Regions from separate parts of the Homo sapiens genome. Here all the other regions are linked to region 2. The links are chromatin loops, found by intact Hi-C in ENCODE. Cell type or tissue: endothelial cell of umbilical vein. All regions are shown on one strand. Each heading gives the region's core, and the rest is flanking DNA. Links, peaks and the distances in the headings are about the cores only.

Region 1 (10,244 bases), core at 1,567-9,566, 58 kb after region 2:
GTGCTATTGTAGTAGTAATTACCGGTTAATTGTGAGTCAGTCCAGCTCAGAACTCAGACCAAAGTTCTACGAGAATGCACTTCCAGGAAATGCATTCTTCTATCCTGATGTGAGTGTGAACCTCTGGTTAAAGCTGCCCCCCCTGTAACATGGAGGGTATTGGGGGTGAGGGGTGGAAAGCAGTCTGGGCACCATTCCCTTAATTTTCCAGAACATTCCCTGATTCCAGAATATCATTATCTTCCTGTTGCCCATCCATGACACTTTAATGAATTTGAAGACAATTAAATTAAGTCTCTGTGCATTCAACTATGATTCCTCAAGTAACAAAGATGAAAATGAGGATCCGGTTTAGATATCTATGACCTAAAACTTGTTTATCTTACCCCCCCACCTTTGAAAACTTATCCATCCCTGTTGGGATACCATAAAGAACTCTCTGTGTCTAGTAACACCTGGAAATCCCCACGACTGTAAACTAAGTGTATTTTGGAGTGTATTAATCTCTGCTAAAGGAGCCCTTCCACCCAGCCTCCTTCTCTGAACCCCCTGCCGCCCACACAGGCGCAGGTCTCACTGGGAACCCTCAGCGAAATGAGAGCCCGGCAAACCAGTCGTTGCTGCCCGCCCAGGGAAAACACCAGGTGCAGAGTCCAGTGCAAAATGTGAACTGGGAAAACACTTATAAATCAAGCAGGTCCCCAGGAGTAAAAGTACAAGTTAGCAAAAAATAACAACAAAGTGGCCATGAAATGTTAAATCAGACCAACCCAACAGCAAGCTAATTACAGTGGCCCTTACAGAAAGCCCAGAAGTGAAGACTGAAATGATAAACTAAGAAAAAACTAGAGAAGCATTCTCACCTCCCACATCCTGCTACTTTTTATATTTTAAGAGTATTGGCCCTATGTGATATATGTTACAAATGTTTTTTTTTCCCAATTGTCAGTTATCTTATGACTTTGCCATTATTTTTTTTTAATTTCCCATGCAAATAGGTCTTACTTTTAGGTGGTTCAAATGATCGGTTTTTTGTTGCATCTGGATTTTGAGTTGTATTTAGATAGCATCTCCCCACATCTCTGCTATAAAGTCACCCGTATTTTCTCCTAACACTGGTGGATTTCATTATTTCCTTCTTCTTCCTCTTCTTCTTCGAGACAGGGTCTTGCTCTGTGGCTCAGGCTGGAGTGCAGTGGCATGCTCGTTGCAGCCGTGATCTCCCAGGCTCAAGCAATTCTCCCACCTCAGCCTCTCGAGTAGCTGGGTCTACAGGCATGCATCGCGCCTGGCTAATTTTGTTTTTATTTTTTTTTTAAATAGAGACGAGGTCTCCCTATGTTGCCCAGGCTGGTCTTAAACTTCTGAGCTGAAGCAATCATCCCTCCTTGGCCTCCCAAAGTGCTGGGATTACAGGCGTGAGCCATCACACCTGGCCAGGTTTCATTTTGGATCCATGTGGAGTTTATTCTTGTATATGGTTGTCTAGTGGTCCCCACACCATTTGTTTAAAAGTCAATTTTTGCCTCAGTGATTGTAGATACCACCTTTGTCATGTACTAAATTTCCACACATATGTGGGTCTATTCCTGGGCTTTCTGTTCTATTTTGTTGGTCTGAATGTGTATGCATGTGCCAGAACGACACCTTGAATTACAGAAGTTTTATATCGTACATTATAATAGATGTTAGGTAGCATTTTTTTTTCCCCTGTGTTTCCCCAAATATTCTTGCATGCTTTTTAGATTTTGTTTTGTTTTGCTCTATGAACTTTAATATCAGCTTGTCTGGCTCCAGAAAAAGGCTTATTTGTATTTTTGCTGGGATCACATTAACTTGGGAAGAACTGATATCTTTATGATATTTATGATACTAAGTCATTCTATCAAGACAGGGATATGTTCCTGAACATCTTTCCATATGTTCGAGTCTATTTTTGTGCCTTTCAGAGTGTTTTAAAGTTTGTTTTTTTCCCTATATAAAACGTACATATTTATTGTTAATTTTACTCTTAAGTATTGCGTCTTTTTTGTTGCTGCATCCTATTACTTTTTGAAGCCAAGCTGATCTCAGCACTTGATTTCTGGTTCTATTTAAAGAGTAATATATTCTTTTCCACCTTCATTTTGGTTTCCTTTTACCCAATCCACTAGTCTCTTTGTCAGGCTTTGAGGGTATCTATACTGACCACTTTGGAAGAACAAGAGACAATATTAAGTCCAGGGTTTAAGACAGATGACATAAGACAGTGGCGAATAAGGTCTTTGGATCTTAGCAAGAAAAAAATTTGCATGTGTCTGGGGGCAAAGATAAGAAGTTGTAGGACTCACATATTTTAAAGTCCGCTTTTCTCAGTCAAGTAAACTCTATCAATCATTATGCCATCTTGGACAATCTTCCAAATCTTCTTTCCTCTTCTTGGTCTGATATAATACAGTATACTTATGAGTAATAGTATTGAGTTGATTAATCTCTACTATAAATTCTCCTTTCCTAATATTTTCCTAATACTTTCATAATCCAAACTCCATGTGGCCACAAGAATCTCTGACAGATAGTTGTCTCCAAGGCTATCTGTGCAGCCAAGTTAGAGGCGGGCCCCATGAACGAGATCCACAGCGGGATCCACATCTCCAATTGTACATTTCTGTCTGATTTCAGACTCGGGGTATTTAGCTAGTTTTCTCAGGTGGTTGGTACATGGTCCTGCTGAGACCAAGACCACTGGTTGGATTTTACCGAAAACCAGCCAGCTCTCCTTTCCCAATGCCTCTCTTCCAATAGCACTTTAATCCCTCAGACCCAAAGAGGAACGAGTGAGAAATCTAGTCAGGTCATGGGAAATGCAATGCTGAATAGCAACTGGAAACTTTAAGCCTTTGGCAGGAATGAGAAGAAAGACCCCTACTGGGTCCTTTCCTGTAATACCTCTTTCTCCACCACTTTCACTGTTGAACTTCTAAACACCCCTCAAGGTCAAGCTTAACCGTCACCTTCGATACATAATTTTTCATGAGAGCCCTCTACCTCTTAAAAAAGTAATCGCTCTCTCATCTGTTTTCCTACTAAATTTTAAACATGTTTCTATTATCATTTTAATCATATTTTATTACTGTTCCATCATTAATTGTTTATATCTCTGTCTACCAACTACGCTTCAGATTCCTGGAGGGCAGAACTATGTTTCATTCATCTCAGCACCCTCAAGATCTAGCAATTTAATTGAGTTAAATTGACCAGAGGAAGAGATTTGAACTTTTTTTTCTATTCACTGTTTGAGATCTATTAGTCATAGCCTCAGCGGGAAGCAGTGATATAAATATTAGCTGGCTCACATTTATCCCAAGATACCCTAGCTAGAGCTCCCTTGTGAAAGTATGGAATGTCCTCCATACACTACCTCCCTTTCAGCCTATTAATGAACCTTTTTTTTCTTTATTTCTTTTTTTTTTTTTTTTTTTTTTGAGATGGAGTCTGGCTCTGTCACCCAGGCTGGAGTGCAATGGCACGATCTCGGCTCACTGCAACCTCCGCCTCCTGGGTTCAAGCAATTCTCCTGCCTCAGCCTCCCGAGTAGCTGGGATTACAGGCACCCGCCACCACGCCCAGCTAATTTTTTGTATTTTTAGTAGAGACGGGGTTTCACCATGTTAGCCAGGATGGTCTTGATCTCCTGACCTCATGATCTGCCTGCCTCAGCCTCCCAAAGTGCTGGGATTACAGGCATGAGCCACAGCACCCGGCCAATGAACTCTTAATTAGTACAATGGGAATTGTTTTAAGGATTAAATAAGAAGATGCAACTAAGGCACTTATTGGTGAAATATTAGTAATTTTATTACTACACAGACTGATGAGAAAATTTGGATGACAAATAGTAGAGCTACCAAGTCAAGAGCATTCCCTTAATGGATTGTTATGTGATCCAACAATAGCTCTCCAGCTTTTTTCTACCACTACATATAGATAAGTGATAGCACATGTGGTACATGCTCCCAGGGTCACTTCTATGGACTGGTATATGGATTCATGCAGCTTATGGGCAAATTGTGGTGCATTTGCTGGACCGCCCTATCTCCTTTACCTCTATCTCAAGAAAGCACACTGGAATGTCTGTGAGTAAGAATGGCATAATTATAAAAACAGCACATCTACTCTTGTTAGTTTTGTTTTTAATAAAAAACATTTTTTCATTGTTACGAATGAAAACTCAATTCTTCATTATTACTAATAAATCACTCTAGCTTACCTCTGTTTTGGCACAGTGGTGTTTTGTAAAACTCAGTTGCTAAGATCCACTATTGTAGACCATGGGGTTCTAAAGCTGACCACTGTCGCACTATGAAATGCTTGCAAACTTTCTACTCACCATAATGATTATGAAACATGAGCTCCGTCAAATGTGCCATCAGGATATTCTCATAGGTAGACATGACACAGGATGAAGCTGAACTGTGCCATAAGGATTTTAAAGCTCAGGGTCCTGGCAGGAAAGAGATGGCAAATTCAAAAGGAGAAATTAAAGAGAGTTTGAGAAAAGGACAATTTACAAAGGTTTGGTGAGGTTTAAGGGAAATCAACAAGGGATGGTAAAGCACCCAGGGGCCAGCACCACCCAGAAGCTGCTGCTAAGCACGAAGGGAAGGGCCAGGAGTCAGTCGCTGGAGCCCAGAGAGAATTGCAGCTGTTGGAAAAGGCTGTCTACAGGATAAAGCCGCTGACAAGCCCCAGCCCAGCATGTAGTGAGCCAGGGGAATAATATGTCAAGGCCCTTCCGTTTCTCCTGCCCATGGCTCCCACTGGCCAAACCGAACTGGAATTTAGAGGCAGAGGCCTAGATGCAGTTCAGAATGGCCAGTCTTCTTGGACAGAGGGCAGAGTGAGAGATGTAAAGTGTATCTGGAGAGACAAGCAGAAAACATCCAGCACCGATGTCAGCCAGCTGTTTTCTTCTTGATACCGTGTTGTGAATTCTATCCTATCTTTTAGATGTACTGGACAAGGTTTGAGTCATTTCCTATTTGGTGGAAAAGAGAAAGCTCTTTTTTTTTTAATCAGCTAAAGCTAGAAACAACTAGACTCACAGAGGTCCAACTAAACTCTAGAACTACACAGCTTCATCTCAAACCTAAATAGAAAGAGATTTCAGTCATGCCTTCCCCAGGCCATTTTAATTCACTTTCTTGGGAAAATTCTGAATGTCTCAGTCTCTTTATCTTCATTTTCAGATTATCAATTGGACAGAAGGTAAAGATAAAACTTAACAGAATTTAAACTGACGGGGAGTGAAAAAAACTTGAAAAAGAGCAGAAATATTAGAAGGGGATTTTTTTCCCACCCTCTTCCTTTTAAATTCTTGTCGTGCATATTCAAGAGAATTTTGATGGTTGACAGAACTAGAAGTCCTGTGTGTTCACTTTGATGATGCCTCTCCTGCTCCAGCTGGAATTTCTCCTGGAGAAAGGAGCAGAGGTCGGAATGACCTCTCCCTCCTTGCTGGGCAGGTAGGGGCTCCATTTGCATTCAAAGCTAGCTCAGTTGAAAGTGTTCTTGAGAACACCAAATATTTACTCTTTTTAAAATTACGTTTTTATTAGGCTGGGTGCAGTGGCTCATGCATGTAATTCCAGCACTTTTAGAGGTGCAGGTGGGAGGATCGCTTGAGGCCAGGGGTTTGAGACCATCCTCGACAACATAGCAAGACCCCATCTCTACAAAATAAAAATTAGCAGTGCGTGGTGACACGTGCCTGTAATCCAAGTTCCTGAGGCAGGAGGATCACTTGAGCCCAGGAGTTCAAGGCTGCAATGAGCTGTGATCACGCCACTGCACTCCAGCCTGGGCAACAGAGAAAGACCCTATCTCTAAAAAATAAATAAATAAATAAAATTACTTTTTATTAATTGTTGAAATAATGTGTACATGTTAATTATATGTAATTTCTGTAATTTGGAAAACACAAAAATATATAAAGAAAATGGAAGCAGTGAATATTCTTACCACACAGTGGTAACAATCTTTAATGTTATATTCTCTTCACTCTTTCTATATGTAGATTTCCTAGGTAGGCTTTCCACACTGTGTGCAGTTTTGCATCTTCCTTTATTATAACTAACATTATAGAACAAGATTCTCCATGTTATTAAATACAGTTCAAAATAATAAAATGTAAACACTGTATAACATGTTAAATATAAATAACTATATCCCAAGTTATTTAATTATTCCCCTATTATTGAACATTTAGGTTTTTCCCATCTTCTTTATGATAAATAAGATTGCAATGAACATCTTCATTCACTCATGACTTTTAGAATCTATGATGAATTTCTTAGAACAAATTTCTAGAAGCAGAGTTACAAAGTTAAAGTTTTACTTTAGATCTGGCCAAAGTCACTATCCAAAAAGATTATACCAATTTACATTCCCACCCACAGGGTAGAAGAGTGCCTATTTTTACAGAACCTAGCTGACACTGAGTGTTGGAATTTACTTTTATCCCCATCGATGGCGTTTTGTTGTTGTTTTCGCTGACATTACTTTGTTCAGCGAAGCTGAATATCTTTTTCACACATGTAGGCCCTTGAACTCCCTTCCTTGTGAGTTCTCTGTTTCTGCAGTTTGGCAGCTAAGTTTTCTTCCAAACTTTTGTTCCTCTCCTGAGGATCACAAAACTTTGTACAACTTTATTCCAATTCATTGAGTGTTTTCAGATGGTTGGTTGCTTTTAACAGAGTGAGTTGATTCCAAAAATGTCATTTCAGTTGGTTTTTGACAGAGAGGGCCTATATGTTCAGTTGAAGGCTGCCCAGACTGTTTTCCAAAACCATAACTAAAGTTATCTTAATTGTCTCTCTGAATATATTAAAATACACAGTAGCCTACAGTTTTCAGTCCATAAATCCACAGCTCTTGGAAACAACTTTCTTTTGTGGGCCTCTCTAGGCCTAATTAGGACTATATGATCCTTTTTAGGTACTGGGAAGAGTGAGAAAAAAGAGTTTGGTCAAGCACAGGCCTTTTGACATGCATTTTCAACTTGATGTGAAGCCCAGAAATGTTACTACGAGTGTGTCCTTGAGTGCCTGTGTGCTCTCCCACTGTTTCTATGGTAGGTGATGATGAGATTATTTCTATGCTTGGGCACACCTTGCTGTGGCTACTAGAAGTTAGTGATCCCAAAGGAGAGACCAGGGAAGCCAAAGGGATTTAAGGACACAGAATCATTTTCCATTGCAAGTTGACCAATAATCTCAAGTAGTATTTGTGCAGTGCTTTCCGTTTTACAAGCACTTCCTTATACATAATCTCATTTAATATAACAACCACATGGGTTGTTTAACACCGTCACCTCTGGTTTGCAGGGATGATTAAATGACTGGCTCAAAGTCACATAGCTAATAACTGGCAGTGCTCAAACTCCTGGTTTCCGTCAGTAAACGTGACTTCAACTCTATTCTCCTGTCACCCTGGTACTTTGTTTCCTGAGTTTTAGAAATGTAATAGGATCATGGAACTAGAATTTTAAAAAAAGAACAGCAGCAACAACAAAAGTAGAAGGTGCAACAACAAAAGCAGAAGGTACAACAAAGCTGCTCATCATCTTACTCAGTGGTCCGGAGTAAAGAAATAAGGGAGATGTTGTGTAATCTGTTCAATGAACAGTTGCATTCTTGGTCTTTGCATATGCCTCACATTGTGGGCTTATCTCTGAGTGATCATATTCCCTGTGTCCTGTTGGAGACAGTGCTTTTTTTCCTGTCAATCCAGCTTGGGCTTTTACAGTGTTACAGTCATTGTTGACTCTACAAGATGCTGTAAGCTCTACACAGGCCATTGTGTGCAGGTAGACGGCTAGATGAGAAGACCTGAGTAGCCACATTGCGGTGAAATGTGCTGCTTCTCCTGGAAGAGTCTGCTAGGAATTTCAAATGTAAAAGTGCATTTTTCCTACACTTGGCGCCAATGGTGGCCCCAGTGGTGGATTTGGAAGTTATCTTTCACAACTTGACCATGTTCACCGGGGACTTGGATGCTGAATGGTGAGTGAAGATAGGCAGCATTTTTTTATTAACATATAGGCATGTGCCTGTACAGATTTCCTAAAATGGTTGAACTTCCTGGGAGAAAAGGAATTTAGACCCCAAGTCCCTGTTCTCATTATCAGGAAACAACAAAACAAGGGACTAGTCTCAGTGCTGACTGAAACCAGCTTATTGGAAGCCGCTATGTAGTTTCTGCTCAGAAAGCTTCCACCCGAATGTCAGAGTCCCCACCAAAATCTGAGGGATCAGAAGTCTCTGAATAAGCTGACCCCAAAACCCAACACAGCCATCAGGAGTGGGCATTTCCTCTGGTGTAATTGACTGTGGGCATGTGATTATTGAGTGGGGGTTAGCACTTTGGGACCCAGGCAGCTTTCCTCTGATTGCCACTGGGAATCAGAACCCAGACTGTTGTAGCACCTGGCTCCTATTCTCATGCTCTTTCCACATCACCCGTCACCCACTCTCTCTCATTAACTCGTAAGGGTTTTATCTGTCCTCAGCAAAGTGTGTGCAAAATGGAGTCTTTAGATTTGGCTGTTTCAAATTCCATGATTCTAAAAAAAGAAAAATATCTTTACTTGAGAAAGGAATTTTTCCCCCATCAAACAACAATATCTACCTATTAGCTCACACCTCCCCATCTTAATCTACAGCATGGAAGTTAGGCCTCATTCCAGCATGTGGGGACATAAATGTAAAACTCATACCACCTTAATGGGACATTCATCAGCCTAGGAGGAAGGTAGAGAGAGGAGGCCTTCTCTTGCCCACAAGAGTTCAATATGTCAGTAAAACGCCTTCAAAGAATTATGTAATTCAAATGTAATCCCATCAAAGCTGGCCATTTTCAGACACATGATGAGGGTCAAGTACTATCTGGGGACGTCATGGATATTTTATTTGGAAGTGCTAGAGTTCTTCAGTTAACTTTGTATCCATTTCCTATTCTTCTTAGGAGTTCAGGATAAAATAACCTTTATGAGCAAATTTGAAAGTTTTCCAATTTAAAAATGCCCCCCCAGACACTCAAAGGCAACCAACATGTTTATGGTAATGTAAAAATGACACAAAATCAACAATCTATATCTTTGAGCTGTCATTCATTCACTGACATTGGGTGGTTTCAAACTCTTATAATCTAAGGACAACATATGGGAAACTATGAAGTTTAGACTTATTTTATTTTATTTTATTTTATTTTATTTTTTTGAGATGGAGTCTGGCTCTGTTGCCCAGGCTGGAGTGCAGTGGCATGATCTCAGCTCACTGCAACCCCCGCCTCCCGGGTTCAAGCGATTCTCCTGCCTCAGCCTCCAGAGTAGCTGGGACTACAGGCGTCCGCCACCATGCCCAGCTAATTTTTTGTATTTTTAGTAGAGACAGGATTTCACTGTGTTGGCCCAGCTGGCCTCGAACTCCTGACCTCAGGCCATCTGCCCGCCTTGGCCTCCCAAAATGCTGGGATTACAGGCATGAGCCACCGTGCCTGGCCAAAGTTTAGGTTTATATTCACTCTTTTTTTTTTTTTTTAGATGGGGTCTCACTCTGTCGCCGAGGCTGGAATGCAGTGGCGCTATCATGGCTCACTACAGCCTCAACCTCCCGGGATTAAGCCATCGTCCACCTAAGCCTCCTGAGTAGCTGGGACTAGAGGTGTGCACCATCACACCAGACTAATTTTTTAAATTTTTTGTAGAAATATGGTCTCACCATGTTGCCCAGGCTGGTCTCGAATTCTTGGGTTCAAGTGATCCTCCTGCCTGGGCTTCCTGAAGTGCTGGAGTTACAGATGTGAACTGCTGCACTCGGTCCACACCACATTTTTAACATCAACAGGTGAGACTGGTTTTGTTCTGGGTTCATACATTCATCTTTATTGACTAATAGAGATCATACTAGACTTTGCAATTAGGTGACTTTTAAAATCCCTCCCACTTTTTAAGCTGTTTAATTTAAGATTCTGATATTTGCATCCAATTGAGATCTGATTAATAGAGTGTCTCAGAAAATGTGTTGACCAGGAAATTAGAAAATAACCCTTTTGATTATCTAGTAAGTAACTTTTATAATGAATCAGTGCCAAAATTATAATTATAATTTTCTCAAGTAATTCTAGTTATAAGGTTTCAAAAGCTTTCTTTATAAAAGAAAAAAACTTATTTTGTACATTCACTTACCATGATTATACTCCTTATT
Region 2 (10,244 bases), core at 1,547-9,546:
TGAAGAGACAAGGCCAAACAACTCTCTTAGGACAGAATTCTGCCTCTAACTAATTGTGTTTGAAAACTGAGAGTGACATATGATAGTATGAATTCCTATAAATCTGGGCTTTCAAACCACACCTGCAGGGGCCAGGTAGGTAGCATAGCAAAAATAGATGGGCCAGGTGGGGAGACCAGGCAGGAGGCTGGCAAATGGCAGGTGTCCTGTCTGAAGAGGATTGACCTGACCCCAAGGCAGTGCAGGACCCCTGGTGCCACGTCCTCTATGTCATGAGAAGCCAGAAATCCAGATTCTTATGAGAAACGTCCTAATGATGAATTCTCTACAGGCCAAACACATCGGAGGGCTGTAGACTGAGACCTCCATAAAAATTCACTTCCTTTGCTGCTTTCACGAGCCCTGATATGGAATTTTTTTTTAATTTTAAAATATGAAGTATGTGTTAAAAACATTTCCTTTTTTTTAAAGAAGGATCGCTAAAGAGATAAAATGAATCACATTAAAATTTAAATAGAGTTCATGAAAATATAAAGTGTTTTATTTATTCTAATCCAACAAGATATATGCCCAAATATATAGTCATCAAACATAAAATTCAGGGGCACTGGAGATATATATAATATTAGATGATTATACCAATAGCTAGACTTTGAACTCCAGTTATTATTAACATAAAAATTACAGTATGACTACTAAATAATTAGTACAGTCAATGTGGTAAATACATTAAATTACAAATATTTACATTTGAACATAGCTCATTTTACAAATAAATGTTTTAAGCCCCAACTGTCCAACTTTCACTGAAACACTAAATGTTGCTGAACAAAAAGTCTGCAATAAATACTCCCTCCAGTGAGTGGGGGAAATGATTTTACATACACTCTGTGTTACAATGAATGTCTGAGTATATATTTAAAACTTTAAACTCCTCATGTGATTATTGAAACCTTGTATTCTGGAAAAACTCATATTGTAAACAAAATTTAGTTATTTATTTAAAAAGTAAATGTTCTCATTATGCTAATATTATTCATGGTTAGGTTACTCCCGAAATCATAAATAGATTTTTCACTGCCCCCTTAAGTTTACCTAATAGTTAATTTTTTAAGTGAACCTTTGATAATTACAATTAGGTATTTTTCTTTGCTTATTTATGAATATATTCCTATCATAACTCAATGAACAACTTATATGAAAAAGAAACATGTAGCCCTTTTCTAAGCAATATAGCTGAATGTCCAGTAAAACGTTTTTAGCCAGTTTGCAACTTTAAAGTCAAACTGCTGCATATTTTGAATAAAAGTAGCATAGATTGAAATGTAATGATCACATGTTTGCAAAACCAGAAAACAGTTCTCTGGTTTAGCCTTTCTGTGATTGGAGACAGGAACTTTCAAATTAGAAGGTGCTGTGTTTTCCTAGCATGCTCCTCCATGACACTGATCAGTTACAAGGGAAATTTTCTCAGAATTGCATGTGGCAATGGGAGCAGGGCTCCACCTGTCTGCCATCTGACTGAGTTGTGGATTCATGGCCTGGGCGTGTCAACTGGAACTGAAGTCTGGACAGCTCTTCCCAGGCAGTGGGGGCTCCTGCTGGAGGGGGTAAGCGAAATACTGGGGTGACACCAGGAAACCAGATGGCTGAGCCAGGTGGATTGAGTGGCTGGTGGTGTATGGCGGGGGCGGTGAGGGCACCAGGCAGCCCGGCTCAGCCCTGGCAAAGGAGAACCTGCGGATGGAGCCGCCTGTGGAGCTGGAGCTCGTGGCTGTGCTGGACTGCCGGGAGGGTGCCCTGGGGCTGGTGGAGGTCAGGATCATGGGCAGGGTCTCTGTCTGATAGCTGCGGAGTGAGAAGCGGATTGGCTGCTGCGAGGGCTCCTTGGGTCTCAAACAGGTGCAACAATAAATAGCCACTACAGAGCCCAGGATGATGAACGCAATGAAGATGGAGCCGACGATGAGAAAGGGGACGTAGACAGGCTCTAAAAGGCAAAAACAGACATAAACAGATGCTCAGATGAGGATCTCCCAGATTCTGAACTCTGCTTGGGCAGCTGAGGGTTGAGAGGTGGGAGACTCAGTTACTATCACTGCTGTCAGCTCAGTTTTTCAGAGCTTGTTAATGGTAACCTCCAAAATGCAATGCAAACCGTGATGATGGAATATTCTCGCTACTCCTAGCAGGGAGGAAGCAAACGGATACCGTAGCCTCTGTTAGCAATTAACTATCATATTGCACATCTGGAAGTCAGAAAAAAAAAACGGAATCTGTTCTCCTGTTCAGGCACTAGAGGGAAAGGGTGAGTTTTAGGGGTTAAAATAATTCTAGGTTTAAATGCAGGTTTTAGTAGTTTGATCACGGTGAGCAGTAAGAGACTTGTCCCCTCTCTTAGGCTGGCAATCCATCTCCCATTCAATAATCTCCAGTCTAAGCAAAGGGAGCCAGGCCTATTAAATGAGATTCCCCTCTACACACAGACCCAGGATTTTATGAGACTCCAGAAAGAACAGTATAAAGAAATTCACAGAGGGCCCCAATCGACTGTGTCTCCTACCATACACCACAAATTGCCAGCTCTGGCTGCTTCTTTCCAGGAAAGATTTGGAATACCCACTCCAGCTGCCGTGCCTCTCAATTCCCATCCAAGCCTGGGAAGTCAGACTGAACTTTAGATAGATCACCAGGCAATTCTTGGTGTCCACGGCCCAGACTTTCTATAAAAGCATCCCTCAAACAGAGCAAACTCCAATTTCCTTCTCTCTCTACAAGGCAGACATAAAATTCCCAAGCCCGGAGGCATCCCCTTGGGCAGTTCTCCAGGTCTCTCCCCTGATAGAGCCGTGCTAAGACGCAGCCTCCAGCTTACAGGTAGAAGAAAGAAAGCCTGCATTGACTAAGTCCCTACTGTGTGCCTGGCTCTTTCTTATTCATTATCTGATTAAAGTCTCTTGGAGACCCTGTGAGATGGACATGATAAGCTCCATTTTCCAGATGTGGAAATACATCAGAGAAGTTTGCGCATTCCCACAGACAGAGCTAGTGAGGGACAGGTAACTATCAATTATTTGTGGGCTACTAGGCGTAAGCTCTTCTGTGTCCCTCCCATTCTCCCTTGTTTACTAGCACCAGCGTGCAAGGCAAGGCAAAGGTAAGTAACTACCATTTACTGAGCCCTGCGCTCCAGCATTCATACACTCTCACGTCACCAACAACTTAACTCCTTTGAGAGCAATATGCCCACTTTAGAACTGAGAAGAGGTATCCAGAGCAGTTAAGTAACTTGCCCAAGTTACACCGCCGGCAAGTGACAGAGCCAAGGTCCATCAGGGTTTGCCTGATCCCAGACTCAGTGAGTGTGGAGACTGCCTCTCCCTTCTGCTGTCCTCTGGCATCCGAGCCGAGTAGGGAGCGCAGAGGAAGCCCGTGCTGCAGACTGGGCAATTGCACTTACTCCCAGAGGGCAGCTGGGTCCCCCAGGGTGAGCGAGTGAAGCCGTGGGGAAGAGTCTATATTTTTCTAACAGGCCAGGAGGGCCTAGATTTCCCTACTTTCCGCTGAGCATCTTTTCTCCAGAACTACTTCCAGAATCCTCTAGATTGGAAATGTTGACCCCCAACATTCACCCTCTAGTGGAGCACTAATGGAGGGCAGACTCCCCTGTCCTCTGGGTTATCAGTTTGCGGGGAGGGGCCGTTGGGGAACCCTTAATGATCTCTCCAGCCTCTCTTCCCTTTCCCGGCGACCTTCTCTTGCGGGCTCCAGACCTCGGCTCTCTGGAGTCCTGGGGTGTCACCCGCTCTCAGCTCCGCCCGCTTCTCCGGTTTCCCTGGCCATAAAACCCTCGCCTCAAGCTCTAAAGCGTTTCCCTGATGTTCCGATTCAGGTGGAAAACTTTTTTTCAAGGTGTAAATTTTCTCTGCTGGGGTCGTGATTTATTCCGCTCTGAAGTCAGCGGAAATTTGACCCGTGTTTTCCGAAGTGAGAATAGGGGGCGGGGAAGCCCCTTCGACCCTTGTTTCTAAATCTCCACCTCGAAGACCTGGGCATTTCTGAAAGGCGTGACAATAGGGGGTGGGCCGGAGAGGGTAATTCGATGCAGAGAATTGAAAGGAAGTCTGCAGAACGGGGCCGTGGCTTAGAAACGCTATCATTAAGACAGAAAAAAAAAGTGACTGGGGTTTCTTAGCCCTGAAGGGCTGCAAATGAGCGCGCGACAAGAGTCGCGATTCCCTGCATTCGGCACTTCCCGAAGCTCCCGAAGTGACAAGGGCGAGCAATGGGACACCCTCGGCCCCTCCACCAAAACCCAAGTCTACCCTGGCTTTACCCGCACTACCCTTCTCCCGGGAGCTCCAGCTGTCTTCCCCCCGGCTACCAGGCACAAGCCCCGCGCTCCTCACTGTCCCTGGCAAACTTTCCCTGCGGGCCGACCCGCAGAGACCGCAAGTGGCGGGAAGCGGGACTGCAAATGAATAGAGGACCATGATCTGAAACGCGACCACCCACTCATCCCTTGATTCCCCCACCCGGCCGCGTCCCCCTGGCGCACAGACCCAGGAAGGCGCATAGACCTGCCTGGGTCTGTGCATCCTCCCGCGCACACATGCAGCCGCCGCCGTTAGGCGGGCGGGGATATGTCCCCGAGGGCCCCGCACTTACGCGCAGTGATGCCTGGGTGCTCCAGTTCGCGGCGGTCGTTGGTGCAGCCGCCCTGCTCCAGCCTGGCGTCGGCCGCGGCGCAACAGTAGCGGAGCGCGCAGGAGCCGCAGCAGATGGTAGCGTCCAGCGTGTCGAAGTCCTCTGGGCACTGGAAGCCCTCGTGGTAGTTGCCCTGCACGTCCACCCAGCCGTGGCAGTACTCTCCGGACTGCTGGGCGCCCGCCGGGCCCCAGCGCAGCCAGCCAAGGAGAAGGCAAAGCGCCAGCAGTGCCCTCATCGCCACTGGGCTCCCTGGGCGGCCGGGAGCAGGACGCAGCTGGAAAGCGAAGGGCTGAGCCCGGGCTCAGGGCGCACAGCGATTCCGCCTCCCCAGGGACACGTCGCAAGCTGCTGGCCCCGGCGGCCGAAGCCAGTCCTGCGTGGGATAGCAGGGGCCGGGGAGGCGACAGGGGCTGCACTACGAGTTCCGCAGGCCGGGAGTCAGCATGGTGCGCGGGGCGAGTTGGCGAGGGCCTGCGGGAGGCGCCGGCAGAGGCAGTTGCTGGGGCTGTCGCTGCCGCCCTTCGCCCGGCTCATAGCGCTCCCCGCGCGAGGGGCGCGCCAACCCCCCGGCCACCTCCCTCCCCACTCCTCAAGGGAGCCATAGCGCCCGGGGCTGCCAACTCCAGCGCCGCACAGAGTCCCAACCTGTGGCGATCGCCGGGTCCCGAGAGGAGCCGGAGGAAAAGAATTTGTTCCCCACGTGCGAGTACCCCAGACAGGCGGCCGCTCAGCCCCAGCCCCTATCTGTCACAGGAGCAGGAGTCAGCTCCGCCGCGGCCAAGTACAAACGGCCGCGGGGTTGCTGACAGCTCTGCCCGCAAGGCGTCTTTTAAAAAGGAAGAGGGAGGAGGAGACAATGAGGGTTAAGAAAGAGTCCGCCCTCCCGGATCGCGCCTCTGGAGCTAATCACAGCGGGTGCGGCGCGGGCCGAGGGTCCTCTGCGCTTTCTGGTTCGCGCTCCATCCTCCGCCTCCCCCCGGCCACCCCCGCCCATGCCGCTCCCCCAGGACTTGACTCTCAACCTGAAGATATCAGACCCTCCCCTCCCCCGCCGCACACCCCAACTCTCTCACAGCCCGGAAATCTCTGCAGAGTGACGTTGAGGGCTGCCGAATTCCCGCGTTTATCCACGCACGTGGGCGCGCGAGTGGAGACGCTGGATTTACTTTTCAATGGATATAATGCATGAATGCGGTGCAGTCATTGAAGTTTGTCGAATCATCTGTGCCCTGTTGCACAGACTCAGACTCGTTCCTGGGATACCGCTTCTAAAGGTTCAGGACCGAGAACATGGTTTTTAGGTGTCGCCAACATGTGCTGAGCTTTCCACCTACGTTTCCACTTTTTCTGGGAGGAACGGCACATTTTCACAAGCACACACACACACACACTCGCACTTTTTCCGCCGGCTGAAGGATTGCCGGTCACCTCTGCCAGCCAAGGCCAGCTCGCAAAACCTCAAAGAGCACGACTTCTCCGTTCACGCCCGCAAAGGAAATAAAGGAGCAAAATTAATGATAATTGAGCAGAACTGAACTTCTGTTCAGGGAAAGAAACACATTTATTTAAATGATGTGTCCCCTGTGGGCTATTTTCAGGGGCACTGCTCCGTTAGCGGCCTAAGTGCCTTATGAAACTGGTGTTATGTGAAACCTGGGCCAAACGCAAGCATTTATTTTGACTGCATCCTGAACTTCCAATCATCGTCTATTGGTATGTGTGAATATGTTCGGTGTATCTCGGCTTATTTGTCAAACAAGCTGCATACCCGTGTCCCTGAGTTAGATGTCGGCAAGTTGAGTGAAACAAAAGGAACAAAGTGTTCTCAGCTCCAGCGACACAAGGTGCGCGGTCAAACGCATTTATCACGTTCGCAGCTTCCTGATGAACCGAGTCGATTCCGGAGAAACTTTTTTAAAAATCTCCTATTAAAACGATTTCTTTTTTTTTTTTTTTTATCTAAGTTAAAGTATATTCCAATTAAATAATTACTTCTGATTTCTAATTTTAGGTATTGGGATTAGCATTTAGTTATGTGGCTGCTGAAAATACATGTCCATTTCACACGTTAAGTGGGACCGTGTAAATATTTAACTTTATTGCTCTCTTAGAGTTACATATTTCTTAGGACAATACGAAGCTATTAAGTAAAAACAAATTAAGTTGGAGCTTTCAATAACAAACAATGAAACAGTTTTTTAGTTAAATAGTTTAAGCATATGGGAAATTGTTTTGCAGAAATTTCTTAGATATTGGGTTTTTTATTTACAAAAAAAAGGTCTTGCCAGACTTAATCTTTTTTTTAACTCTAGTTGTTTTTTAGGAGTGTTGTTTCAATTGTATATATATCCTGAGCAATTACAGGAAAATGTCACTTAGAAACACAGCAAAAATGAGATATAGTGATTATAATCAGATGATAAAAATTATGACATGTTTACTGCTAATAACTTTCCCAGAACCACACCTTTTAATATTAGTTTTTGTTAAAATTTAGAGGAATTTCATTACGTCATAACTGCATAAAGTTCTGCTGCAGCAGCAACCTTTGCTGGTCCCCCAAGGGTCAAGTTTCTCTCATTATCCAGCTGTTCTTTGATAGCATTAATATTTTAAGGAGTGATTTGTTGGCACTTACCTCCCATTAATTACATTCTCCATGCCACAGTGGGATTCTTTTTCCTGGAGACACCAGCTATAATTAATTCCCTCATTCAAAGCTCCTGTCTACTTGACTTATTTAGAGGGCATTTTACCCAAATTTAGTTGGATGATGTTTACTAATGGAAAGTAACCAAACCTCCAAATTACTTGATCCTTCGTAGATCTGACTTGTGTGAACAGTAAACAACTGTGCACCATGCTTCAGATCTAGGTCCTCATCCTAAGCACCTTTAAAACCATTACAACAATCAGCTTCAGGAGTTTGCCTGGGCGAGGGGTTGGGGGGAGGCAGTGATATGTTTGGTTTCTTGTCATAGAAGATCTCTGCAAACTTTCCATTGTCAAATTTTAACTTCAAAACTGATGCCCTGAGAATCCTTTTCACCAACAGAAAGAGAATATTCACCTCTTTTTAGATATATAAACATCCAAAGTTTTTGTTATTCTGTTACTAGTTTAATAGTAAAGGAAGATGAAAAAGTTCTCATAGACACCCCTGAAAGACTCTAGGGGGAAGACATAGAGATAGAAAATAAAGTCCACAATATCTGGGGTATTATGAAGAGGTTTTGGAAATTCTTTATTGTTTCTTATCTCAGTAACACAAATTCCTTATTTTGGTCAAGAACATAATCATAAGAGATCATTTCCCCAGCCTACATACATTCTCTTGTGGCCCTGCCTCAAGGAAACTCTGTAGGAAGTGAGTTAATTGACATGATGTCTGGACTATGCTTTAATAAACACCAGCAAGAAAGAAAGAGAGGAGAGAAAGGCAGAAAGAAAGGGAAAGAAAAGAGGGAGGGTAGGAGGAAAAAGAAAAGATAGGTGAGCAATAGGGATGAGAAGATGGGCTAGGCAGAACTGAAACACAACTGGCAACATGTAGATAACTGTAGCTGGCTGAAGGGAACTTATAAAATCGAAATGCAACTCTTTTTTTCTTTTCTTTTCCTTTTGTTTGAGACGGAGTCTCACTCTGTTGCCCAGGCTGGAGTGCAATGGCATGATCTCGGCTCACTGCAACCCCCATTTCCTGGGTTCAAGCAATTCTCCTGCCTCAGCCTCCCAAGTAACTGGGACTACAGGCACCCACCACCATGCCCGGCTAATTTTTGTATTTTTAGTAGAGATGGGGTTTCACCATGTTGGCCAGGCTGGTCTCGAACTTCTGACCTCAGGTGATCCGCCCACCTCAGCTTCCCAAAGTGCTGGGATTACAGGCGTGAGCCACTGCGCCCAGCCGATGCATTTAATATTCTTAGGACATATTTGCTGACCATATTTTTAAACTTTGTTCTGGCCAGACATGGTGGCTCATGCCTATAATCCCAGCACTTTGGGAGGGCGAGGAGGGAGGATCCCTTGAGCTCAGGAGTTCAAGACCAGCCTGGGCAACATGGTGAGACCCTATCTCTACTAATAAAAATATAATTAGCTGGGCATGGCGGCACATGTCTGTAGGCCCAGCTACTGGGGTAGCTGAGGTGGCAGGATCACTTGAACCCAAGAGGTGGAAGCTGCAGTGTGCAGCGGTGGCACCACTGCGCTCCAGCTTGGGTGAACAGTGATGCCGTGTCTCAAAAAAAATAAAAAAGAAAAAAATTGTTCTGTTGACTTATCTTTTTTATATTCTTTGGAGCTGAGTGAATGATTTGAGAAAACCAAAAGCAGGGAGGTGAAGGGCCACATGGATCAGAAAGGTTTGGGAACTAAAATATACTGAGGAAAAAGGAGGAAGGCTAAAGGAATGCAGAAAACAAAAACAAAAACAAAAAAGGGCAGTTCACTGGACTATGGAAGAGTCTACTCCAGCTCATTTGCATTGGCCTCAGAAACAAAATGAAAAACAAGAGTTCCTCAACCCTCCCTCAAGTTTGCTTGTGCAATGACTTGTTTTCACTCTCCTTTAATTCAGAAAAAAACACTTTAATTTAATTTTCCTTTAATTACCTTGCCCATGACTTCATGGAATTCTCTTCCTTGGATCGCTTGTTGTAAATCTCTTACTCCAGGCCCCTCTCAATCTGAGTTACTCGAAAGGTGTTTTCTCTGAAATTTGCTGTGGCACATGTTTACCCTAGAGAATAGCAAGGTGCCTAGAAGGACACTCTCAGACCTGGGCAACCCAGCCCCAGGCCAGGCCCCTCTTCCTGCCCTGTGTTTCGGGCAGCCTCAGTCTCTTCATTTACCAAAAGAGGGGCTTAAGCTAGGGCCCTTAGAGAGTGTTTCTCAAAAGGCCATGAAATACCTGGGAATCTTGTTAAAATGCAGATCTGGCCGGGCACAGTGGCTCTCACGTCTGTAATCCCAGCACTTTGGGAGGCCGAAGCGGGCGGATCGCCTGAGGTCAAGAGTTTGAGACCAGCCTGGCCAACATGGTGAAACCTCATCTCTACTAAAAATACAAAAATTGACCGGGCGTGGTGGCGTGCACCTGTAACCCCAGCTACTCAGGAGGCTGAGGAAGGAGAATTGCTTGAACCCGGGAGGCAGAAGTTGCAATGAGCTGAGATCACGCCACTGCACTCCAGCTTGGGTGACAGAGCAAGAGTCCATCTCAAAAAAAAAAAAAAAGCAGACCTGACTCTCACAAAGTCTGCAGTGGGGCCTGTGATTCTGCATTTCTAATGAGTTTCCAGGTGATGCCAAGTGGCTGCATTGAGGACCATACTCTGAGGCCCTCTGGCCTTCCTCTGCCCTGTCTGCAGCCACAGGGGAAAGAGTGAATAGAGCCAGAGGGCAGTGCCCACCCAAAGCCCATTCCCTCCCTTTTTGTACCACTCTCTGGGTCCTGGATCCCAGCACTCCCTACTCAAAGAGGCCAAAAGTTGCTTCTAGGCTGCACAGAAGCCTCTTCCTGATGTTAA
Region 3 (10,244 bases), core at 1,033-9,032, 120 kb before region 2:
TGAGGTAGAATATGAGATATGAACATGGGAATAACTACAGTTTTATTCAGAAAGAGGAAAGATGAAGATGCAAGACTAGAGACTTATTAATGTCACTAGCAAAATAGTATTATTAGACAAAAATATCTTGTTCTTTAAAACGAATGCCAAAAGAGATTGGTGGTTGTTACACTGATTTCCTACTGCTATTGTTACCAACATCAACTTTATTAAACCCAGAATGCTTAATTAAATCATTTTACCCTCTGTTTGTTTTCCAGGACACTGTAATTTATGATCGACTGGCAGAGACGTCAAAATACAAAGAAATTACCCTAAAACATTTAGAGCAGTTTGCTACAGAAGGTAAGTGTAATTTGGCAATAAAGCATGATTAAAATACAAAGAAATCATATACTTCTGATACCTTGCAGGATCCTTATTATTATTAGACTTAGAGATTCCTAAAGTAAGATATCAGCTGTTGGCAATTTAGATTTTACTATATGCTGTTCCCAGCCTGTGTTTTTATTTTACTTTCCTAAAACTATATTTATTAAAATTTTGAGCAACTTTGTCCCCACGTTTTAGATGGTAGGGCCTATAAATGTTTTACTTTTAGAGTGGATCATATTTACCATTTAGATACTTCACTTTGTATCTCGAGCAATTCATTAGGAAAAGAAGCAAGACTCAAAAAAAAAAAACAGATATTCTAATCTGAATAAGAAAGAAGAAATAAACCTAAACTGTTAAAATAGCTATTAAATTTAGTTTCAACTCAGGACTTTCTATTAAAAACTTACGTAACTATTAAAATTGTTATTCAATTTATTACAACTCAAGACTTTTTTAGAGAGCCCCTACCACACGCCAGGCTCTGTGTGAGGCCTGAGAATCCAAAATAGGATAAACAAGCTTTGCTCTGTCTCTCTGTCCTCCTGAAATATATTATGTGCAAGGCAAAGCAGTACATAGTCTAGAGAGAGGATCTAGGTTAGATGAAAGGCAGCGAGGGTTGTTAAACATGAGAGTCAGTTACTACAAGAATTTGTAGTCTTATCTCGTACTTAACAATGGTAGTTATAGCTGAATCTAAATCTCCAGTCTCAGTTTTCACTCCTATCTGTTTCAGCTGGAACTGTTGCCAGTGGCACCAAACTGACCTAATCAAATACTTTTTCCCGTTAATTCAGGCAGAGAAAAGATAGGAATGTTTTTTAAAACACTAGGCAAAAACAAAAGCCAAAACAAAAAAAAAGATGGCTTTTGAAAAACCTCTGTGCAGTTCTTCAAAATGTAAAAGCATGGAAACATATATATTCATAGGATTCAGATTCCATAAAGCCCAGCCTCAGTCCTTGGCAGGTGCAACCTACCCAGCATACAACACAGGTTCTTTTTGTTTTGGAGGAGAGCTGAGGGCATCTTTCTCCTCTCTAGATGTGATGTTAAAGATACTCAACTCATAGATTTTAATGGTTTGGCCCCCACCTCTACCCTATTCTTTCTGTCCCTGGGCTGGATGACACTTCTCCCCATGACTACCCTCCAGTAAGTTTTCCAGCCAAGTTTCCAAGAGAGAAAAACATGTCCTAAGATGGCCTCAGGGATTTAAGTTCCACTCTCAGTGATCTGGCAATACACCACCCTTTCTTGGAAGGTAGAGTTCTCTGGGAACTTTGTATGTTCCTTGCTTCTTACTTCTGATGTGTTCCCTTAAACACATTTTGTCTTGAGATCACTAAGCCTAGCATCTGGTCCTAGTCATTCTAAGAGTTAAATGACCTGGAGTGAGGGCGTTGTCTTCTTGTGAACCTAGATATCTAACTGCTTCCTTGGGTAGCTGACAAGTGTTTTGGCCTCTCCTTTCTTCCAATGCATCTACTCTTTTCTGGCTGAGAGAGATGTGAGTTACGAAATTGGCAGGCACCAGACACAGGGTGGGTCACTTTACATATCAGCTTTGATTGTTTTCCCGGGGTATATCTGCTGGCAGTTCTTTTTTGCCACTATCCCTCAACTATACTTAGACTTTTAAACTACAGATTTATGATGACAAAGAATAGTAATAAATGCAGTCATATATCCTAGTAAGAGGAAGGTGGCTTTCCCAGTAGACCCCACCAGGGTCTCTCTTCCTTTGTAAACATCTGTGAGGCCTCTATAATAAGTCAGCCACTATGCTTGGTACTGAAGAACTCTGGGTCCCTGCTTTCCAAGTGCTTTAATAGAGGAGACACACAAGAAAAACTGTAAAACATTGTCACTCACGCTGTAGGAGTGTTACTGCCTTTGGTATCTAGGTGAGAGGAGGGTGCATCAAAGAGCTGATTTTCAGAGCTGAGTCTTAAACTGCTTGCAAGGCAGACAGTGGGCAGTCGTTGGGAAAAGCAGAATGGAGAAAAAGTTACCAGCATGTGCAAAGACCCCCCTATGTGGGAAGTGAATGGCAGGGAATGAGAGTGAAGGCACCTGATGAAACATGTATAAGCCGTGCTTTGGGGCTTAAATTTTGTCCTGGGGAAAAATTGGAAGATTCGAAGCAAAGAACTGCTTGATAAGATTCAGATTTTAGAAACGCCACACTATGCATGGAAGATGGATTAAAAGGGTTGGGAATTAGAAGCAGGGTACCAATTTTAAAGACCAGGGGAACATTAATCTACATTTTATACTAAGTTTTTGTCATAATTTAATTGGACTTCATCATATTGTTTGTATGGAATCACTTTTTTCAAAATGGGACTTTGTGAAATAAAAACAGAAACCTCAGACTTCTGAAGAAAATCTTTGGTGTGTTGGGGTGATGTATGCTATCTTTTTCAGGGTTAAGAACTTTATGTTTTGCTGTGGCTGAGATTTCAGAGAGCGACTTTCAGGAGTGGCGAGCAGTCTATCAGCGAGCATCTACATCTGTGCAGAACAGGCTACTCAAACTCGAAGAGAGTTATGAGTTGATTGAAAAGGTACGTGGATGATTCTGTTGATCATACAGAGGGTTTGGTTTCCAGATAGTTTTGATCTTTATTCAAGGAACCAATGGAATAAAAATCAAAATATCTTGACATACCATTCACTATTGAATACCCTCTCATCATCTAAGCATTAACAAGTATTAATATGCATTAAAATATTGCTGAGAAGCCTTTGGGGTTAGACATTACTTTGTATAGATCTTCACTCTTTTCACAATTTTGGATCAAGGTTTGGCCAGTCTGGCAATCTCCTTGCCAATGTATTTCAGTTTCTGGATCTCTGAGGATATGGAACATGCCCCTACACACACGCACACATTACATACATGACATGTGTGCTTTGAGTTAATAACTATAATATGCAATGCAATATAAAATAGTACTGTAATCACACAGCTTGCATAGCTGATAATATATATGAGAGTAATCCAGTGCTTACACTTGTCCAGTCATTGTGACAAACATATACCTGTATTATTTCTGTCGCAGCTGTAAATGTTCTCATTTTACAGATAAAGAAACCATTGTGACAAACATATACCTGTATTATTTCTGTCACAGCTGTAAATGTCCTCATTTTACAGATAAAGAAACCAAGGCTATTAAGCCAGAAAGTGATGGATACATTATGATCGATGCTGTATAAATAGCAAGAATCTTGCTTCCTTAATTAAGAAAACATTTTTGTGTAGCTCTTGCCGTGTGCCAGGTGCTGTTCATAGCACTTTCATCTATTAATCTAGTCCTCACAACATCCCTTTGAGGTGCTAATTATTCCTGTCTTATAGATGAAGAATCCAAGGTAACAGAGAGGGTAAGTAATTTGGCTGAGAGTACACAGCTTCTAATAGGGGGAGCCAGAATCCTCACTCTTCCTCCAGTATTCATGCTCTAAATCATTCAAGTGACTTCATTCTAACCTCTAGCTTGCCATTAGATAACTCTTCAATAGCACTCATGTTTGTATTGCATAGAATCAAACTAGCCTGTCCGCTGCGGTTTACTTGATCTTTTCTCCAGGTAAGTAAAGGCTGATACTTTGTTCTTCTTTCCTCTCTATCGAACTGTGTACTTCGTCGTGCCTCTGTCTTGAAAGGTGGCTGGTGCCACCAGTACCTCCCTGGACTATTTCCCCCCTCTGCTCCTCACGTCCCCTCCCTTTATGTAATGTGGGGATGCCATGTTCTAGCTGCAGATGGTTTTCTTTATTGCACAAGGTTACCATATGCAACTCGAGATATTGGTGTCCTGTCTCCTCAACAGATTATCACTTTTTATGGAAGGTGATTGTTTCTCATATAGCCTTTGTATTTTGTAAGGGGAAGATACCTAAATATAAATATAAGCTCACATATATCATACCTGTATATATAGAGATAGATATGTAGATATATCTAGATATCTCCTCCTTATATTTGAACTTTTTATTCTGCTTACTTATGAAAAGACATGGGATAGCATGTATGGTGTCTTCCAGCATGATACTCCCACCCTAAATGTTATAGGTATACACACACCAGGAGACTTGTTATCAGTTGACTTATTTCAATGTCTCTCTTGCCTATCTTCCCCACTTCTTCCCTCCCCACTCCCTCCACCTTCTCGCTCTCCATTTCCTAACATATTTATATATGATTATGTCTTTGGGGCATTTATGTAGTAAAATAAAATAATCTGAGGCCATAATCACAATCTCTTTTAATCTGCCCAACTAAAGTCACATATCTTAAAGCATTAGTGCTATTGATTTTTAATCTTTGCTTCTGTTACTCTTTTAAGAATTAAAAAAAAAAAATCCAGTTTGGAAATGATGTTTTTCCTGTCTCTGAATATAAGGCAGCCTTGCCTTGCCTTATAATCCTCATGAGACAGAATTAATATGTAATGTCAGAATAAAAAAATCTATTTGAAAATGGATTCTAAACATATTAAATTGTTTCCACTTGAAGTACAACTTCAGTTCTAGAGTAGAATGTTTAATGTACCTAATATCCTTACTCTCTGGATGCCCTAGAGTTTTTTATAGATTAGATTTTCTAGGTTTAACAGTTTTGTTTCTTGTTCTTTTAATAACTGATTAAAAGCCTTGCAACCTCCAGCTTTTAACTGAACTAGATGTTCAACGTTTTCCCAGCAGATGGCGATCATGAGCTACATTAAAATTTAAGTTGACTGAGGCACTCCATTAAAAGTGGGGAGAGTGTGTGTATACACATATACACATGCATCTATATATGTGTCTATATGCATCCATGTAAACTACATATAGTTTACAGATGACAGAAACCTCCCTTATGACTGTTTTTTACCTAAAATAAATGAAAACGGGAATTTATAACTAATTTGTCTTCACTTCATAGTAAGCCATGCTCTCTGTTGTTGAAAATCTAAGATCCGGAAAGATTAAGAGATTGGGTCATTTACTCAGCCAGCCTGCTCCAAATGAAGACTGATTCTGTGTCCATCTCTACTCCTGAAACTGGAGCTTCATTTGGTGATCTATTTAAATAACTTTCATCAAGCAGTTCATGTTTACATGCTCATGCACAAGCAAATGAGACTGTGGCCCTCTGGGTACCACGGTCTGAGCAAATTCCCTAAATGAAGAAATCTTAAGGAACCCAAAAAGGTGGCCCACAAATTTGACCTGAAGGAAGCTTTTGGAGAGGTGGTAATTTTTGAAATGGGCCTCCAAGGATTATTTTACCAGTTGGAGGAGAGCAGACATCATTGTAGGGAAAAAGAATAGACAAAATAGAACAGATGTGATGGCTCACACCTGTAATCCCAGTATTTTGGGAGACCAAGGTGGGAGGATCATTGAGCCCAGGAGTTTGAGACCAGCCTGGGGGAACATAGGGGGAGACTCCATCTCTGTAAATAATTTTTAAAAATTAGCTGGATGTGGTAGCATGCACCTGTGGTCCCAGCTACTCAGGAGGCCTAAGGCAGGGAGAATTGCCTGAGCCCAGGAGACTGAGGCTGCTGTGAGCTGTGAAAGTACCACTGCACTCCAGCCTGGGTGACAGAGTGAGACCCTGTCTCAAGGTAAAAATAAATAAATATATAAATAACACAGGGATCTTTGTGACCAAGCTGTTTTTCTGAAGTGTTTCCATTAACTGTGATCATAGGAGGACTGTAGGATTTTTAATATAGAGAGCCAGGGTTATATCACTTCTTTCTTGATCTCAGATTCTATTCTTTGTTAAAATCAGCTGGGATTAGGGTTCAGAAGTTGTGATTTACTGCCATTAAAACCACTCTAGTGAGGCAAGTTTCAGCGTGTCAGACCACAGATTCTTCCAGAATGTTACCCTGGCTTTAAATTGAGCAAATACAGTCCTAGGGTTCATCCATTGTCTTCTTCCTTACCTGCTTTAACTGAGACATGCTGTTTATGCAATCTATTTTTTATGTGATTGGAATCTATTTTTACGTAGACCATAATATTGGACTTAGCATGTCATTATTGGACTTAGCATGTCAGACAGTGAATCTTTAAACTGTGAGGGTCGTTTTCACATCTTTTATTTTTTAAGAACAGAATTTTCCAAGCAAACATTGCCTGAATCATAATATATATAATTGACGAAAGCAGGACTGCTTTGGCTGGAGTAAGAGTAGAGAGGAGATCCAAACTGGCTTTCCCCTCAGCCTCCACCTTGCCCTCGTGGGTGCTCCAGGCAGGGCTTGTTGTGACTCTGAGGATCCACTAAGCACAGTTTGAAAACCATGTATTACATTTGTATGTGGACTTTTAGAAAACAAATTCCTCAAAAGATCAGTACATCATTGTGCCCGTATGCAAGATGTTTCTGAACATATTTGAATTGATATGTCATTGCCACATTAATGGTAGTATTATATTCACAACATTCAAAATGTAAAAGATTTGTAAAGTTTTTCCTAAAATAATAATTTAGTACAAAATAAGAGGAAATGTTATAATAGGATTAAGGTTATACTTTTAAATGCTGCTCTCTGCCTCTTGTTCCTCCAATGTTTGTTCAAACTGGTAATTCAGTTTTTAAAACTAAGTTGAATCCTTATTCCTTTGGGTAGTGTAACTCCTAGCATAAGCTGAAAAAAATATCCAAATAGACCAAAAATATACAACAAGGCATTTATCCTTTGGTTGTGATGCTTAGTTACTCAGGTATGTTACTACCCAGCACACTGAGCACTAGAATGTGCTGCCTTCACTCTTGGGGAACACTATGGGAAGGAGGATATGGAAAGTGAAAAAGCCCACCGGCTATTGTTATCCCTATTGACAGTCATCTCGAGATGAGAGGATTTAGGACTTTTAAATCTATCTATAAAATATAATTATCAGCTCTGTTCCAAAACTGTACTGTTTGAGCTCCAATACTTGCATTCATATGGTAAGCTTTTCAGGACATTTCTAAAAATTTTAACACTGAGAGTTGTTTCACGAATCAGTTGCCGACACATCTATTTTGTTTATTTTTTCTTTTGCTGTTACTAAATAAATCAAGAGGTGACATTGATTAGTAGGAAGGCCTAACTTGTTCAGGAATAAGAAAGCTCACATGGTTAGAATGCAGATGGGATTATCATATGGGATATTTCAGTTGTCTTGACTCACTTTGCGAAGAATTGCAGGTTCACATTGGGCATTGTGGACAGTAACACCTCTTAGTCTCTTTTTGTCACCACTTGAGAGAATTTACAGTGGTCTCATTCTTTAGACAACAAACTTGACCTGTTTTATCTCACCCTCGTTCTTTTGAAAGGTAGTCAACATATTAGGACTCATAATTTTAGATTGGGAAACCACTTATAGTGTCAGCCTATATTTTTTAAATCAGAATTTGTTTTTTTTTTTTTTTTTTGAGACGGAGTCTCACTCTGTTGCCAGGCTAAAGTGCAGTGTCGGCTCAGTGCAACCTCCGCCTCCTGGGTTCAAGCGATTCTCCTCCCTCAGCCTCCTGAATAGCTGGGACTACAGGCGCCCGCCACCACACCCAGCCAAATTTTTGTATTTTTAGTAGAGACGGGGTTTCACCATGTTGGCCAGGATGGTCTCGATCTCCTGACCTCGTGATCCACCCCCCCTTGGCCTCCCAAAGTGCTGGGATTACAGGCCTGAGCCACCGTGCCTGGCCTAAATCAGGTTTTTAAATTAAAATTTTGTATTTCCTCAAGAAGAATTGTAAATAACAGAATAATTATGAAGTTCCTTGTTTCATTGGCAGGGGTTTCTCTGAAATTTCTCACCTTTGATCTGTCACTTTAATATATCAGGAGCCAGGGTGATATCACTTCTTTTTGGTCTGAGCTTCTATTCTTTGTTAAAATTTGTTTACTTTTATTCTAACTTATTTCTAAGACACATAAATTATGTTTTGTCTCATATTCATACTATGCTACTAGATTCCTTTGAAAATTAATAGTATAGAAGTCTCTGGTCTTTCTTCCTTATTTTATAATTAAACCATTGTTTGAAATATGAAGGCGTGCCTTCGTGGAATACATAATTTTTTGAAAATGTTTAATATTTATTTGCTTCAATAGAAAAATACAATTATGTCTTTAGTACTGCATAGATTACCTACTAATAATTTCTGTGTTTCTGAAAGTAAATCATTTATCTTGAGAATTACAGAAAACAGCGTAAGCTATAATACCTGCCTAGATTCATCACTGATTAAAGCAGTATTTCCCTGGTGATAAGATTTTTATTTTTCTCTTATTATGATGCGTGGATTGGGAAACTTTTTTTTTTAATGGAAACTTATCCAATGCTTTTATCTGTTCAAGTTTTTCTAAAATAGGTTATGGGTTAGAGGATCATTTCTGAGCTTAAGAGTAAACTCAGAACACTGTAACTCTGCTGTCAAGCCTTTTTTGATCAGATAGCAATGTTGTGTTTTATGTGCATTTTGTAGTTTGTGATTGATGTATGTCATCCACTAGATTGAAGTTTCACGAAAGCAGGGACTGTGTTTATCATATTTATCACTGTGTCTCCAGCGCTTGACTGACTAGCCTATGTTAACCACTCAATAAATATTTGATGAATAAATGAATTATTCATTTAAATAATTAATTCAGAAGTTGGAGCTTAATAAGTACTTGCTTAATGAAAGCCTGCCCCCTATTAACAAATCTAGTTCATGCTTTCCATGCATTGAAGGCACTGGTATCAAATGTGCTATCACTAAGGATTAATTTAGGGGTATGTTAGAAAAGAAGCCAATAATTTTACAGAAGGCATTCTTTAGAAGTTTAGATTCGTTCATTTATAAAACCTGTCTTCAAAGTTACTTGATATATAAATGTGAGAAAATCATGGGTTGGAAAGATTCAGCAACAAATATCTGAGCACCGCTGCGTGGCAGGTTCTGTTCTAGGCTCTAGGGCTCAGCAGGGAGAGGATAGAAGAATTTCTGCCTTTTGTTTCAGTGGTGGGAGATAGGTAGTGAACTTGTAAACTAAAACAATGTCATTCCAGAGAGGCTTTAGTGCCCTGGGCACTGAGATAAGGCACTAAGATAGGACAGTGAGGTAGTGATCCTTTTTTACATTATTTCCTTTACCCCTCCCCAAAACGTGGTTGACATTTGGGGGATGGTTAAAGAGTCCCTTGATGTGGCGTAATATAGATCAACCATTACACTCAGTGTGACTAAACAACAATTTAGTGCCCTTTGCAACATATGGCAACAAATGGTTTAGAGGATTCCTAGAGAAATATAAAACTTAATGGAAAACAGGACTTTTCTTGAGCATTCATGACTGCCAAGTTCACAGTAACTTCTGTATTAGAATGGAATGCTTCTTCAGATAAAACTACCACATCTATTCTTAGTAGCTGCACATATCACTTTCATTTGTGCTAAAAATGAAATGAAAATTTACATGATGTATGGGTGATTTCGTGGTTTAAAATTCCAGTAGTTTCCTGTTCTATTTGCTTAAGAACATTTATAGTTAGCTCATTTAATTAGACCTGCCACTTTCTGAGCATTTACTAAGCTCCGCAATTTTCACTCTTTACCCTGATTATTTAGTTGGAGGGCCTCTAAAGTGAGACACAACGTGATCCATTGGGGTAAGCAAGAAAATATTAGAACTTCTATTTGTTTTATTTCATCTTTTTTAGTTTTTGCATTTTATAATGTGAATAATTTATTAATTTTAACAATGTTTTACAAAAATATAACTGTGTCATAAGTACGTATTCAACATTTTTTCCTAGTATACTCAAAAATGTTTGTGAGATAACTGGTGTAATTTCATCTGCAGAACATCCTTATT

The links. Peaks named below come from ENCODE experiments on the same cell type or tissue, not always from the same donor. Only the 100,000 strongest peaks of a DNase experiment are listed, where the experiment ranks them.
Region 1: a loop joins it to region 2, with 5 times the contacts of the local background. A loop is called at or near these places in 3 of 110 quality-filtered maps.
Region 3: it touches region 2 in a loop (5-fold over the local background); 10 of 110 quality-filtered maps call a loop at or near these places.

The regions. Positions count from the first base shown.
Region 1 is chr4:42,334,788-42,345,031 of GRCh38, reverse strand. The region is part of intron 1 of LOC105374428 (a long non-coding RNA gene); the gene reads left to right. Among named protein-coding and RNA genes, the nearest start is that of SHISA3, 58 kb to the left of the region's middle. In endothelial cell of umbilical vein, for the core only: no CTCF peak of the experiment used is centred there; DNase peaks (open chromatin) are centred at 3,301 and 4,871; H3K27ac peaks cover 2,031 bases.
Region 2 is chr4:42,392,758-42,403,001 of GRCh38, reverse strand. It overlaps SHISA3 (shisa family member 3), which reads right to left and starts at 5,514. Exons shown (of 2, transcript NM_001080505.3): 1 at 4,669-5,514; 2 at 515-1,990. The coding sequence starts at 4,945. The coding sequence ends at 1,551. RefSeq lists silencers at 4,001-4,050, 5,691-5,770 and an enhancer at 4,577-5,466. In endothelial cell of umbilical vein, for the core only: no CTCF peak of the experiment used is centred there; DNase peaks (open chromatin) are centred at 4,401, 4,821 and 5,481; H3K4me3 peaks cover 2,741 bases; H3K27ac peaks cover 670 bases.
Region 3 is chr4:42,514,864-42,525,107 of GRCh38, reverse strand. ATP8A1 (ATPase phospholipid transporting 8A1) reads left to right here. Exons shown (of 37, transcript NM_006095.2): 21 at 261-345; 22 at 2,809-2,948. Among named protein-coding and RNA genes, the nearest start is that of SHISA3, 120 kb to the right of the region's middle. In endothelial cell of umbilical vein, for the core only: a CTCF peak has its summit at 5,080 (motif pointing right); a DNase peak (open chromatin) is centred at 5,097; H3K27me3 peaks cover 703 bases.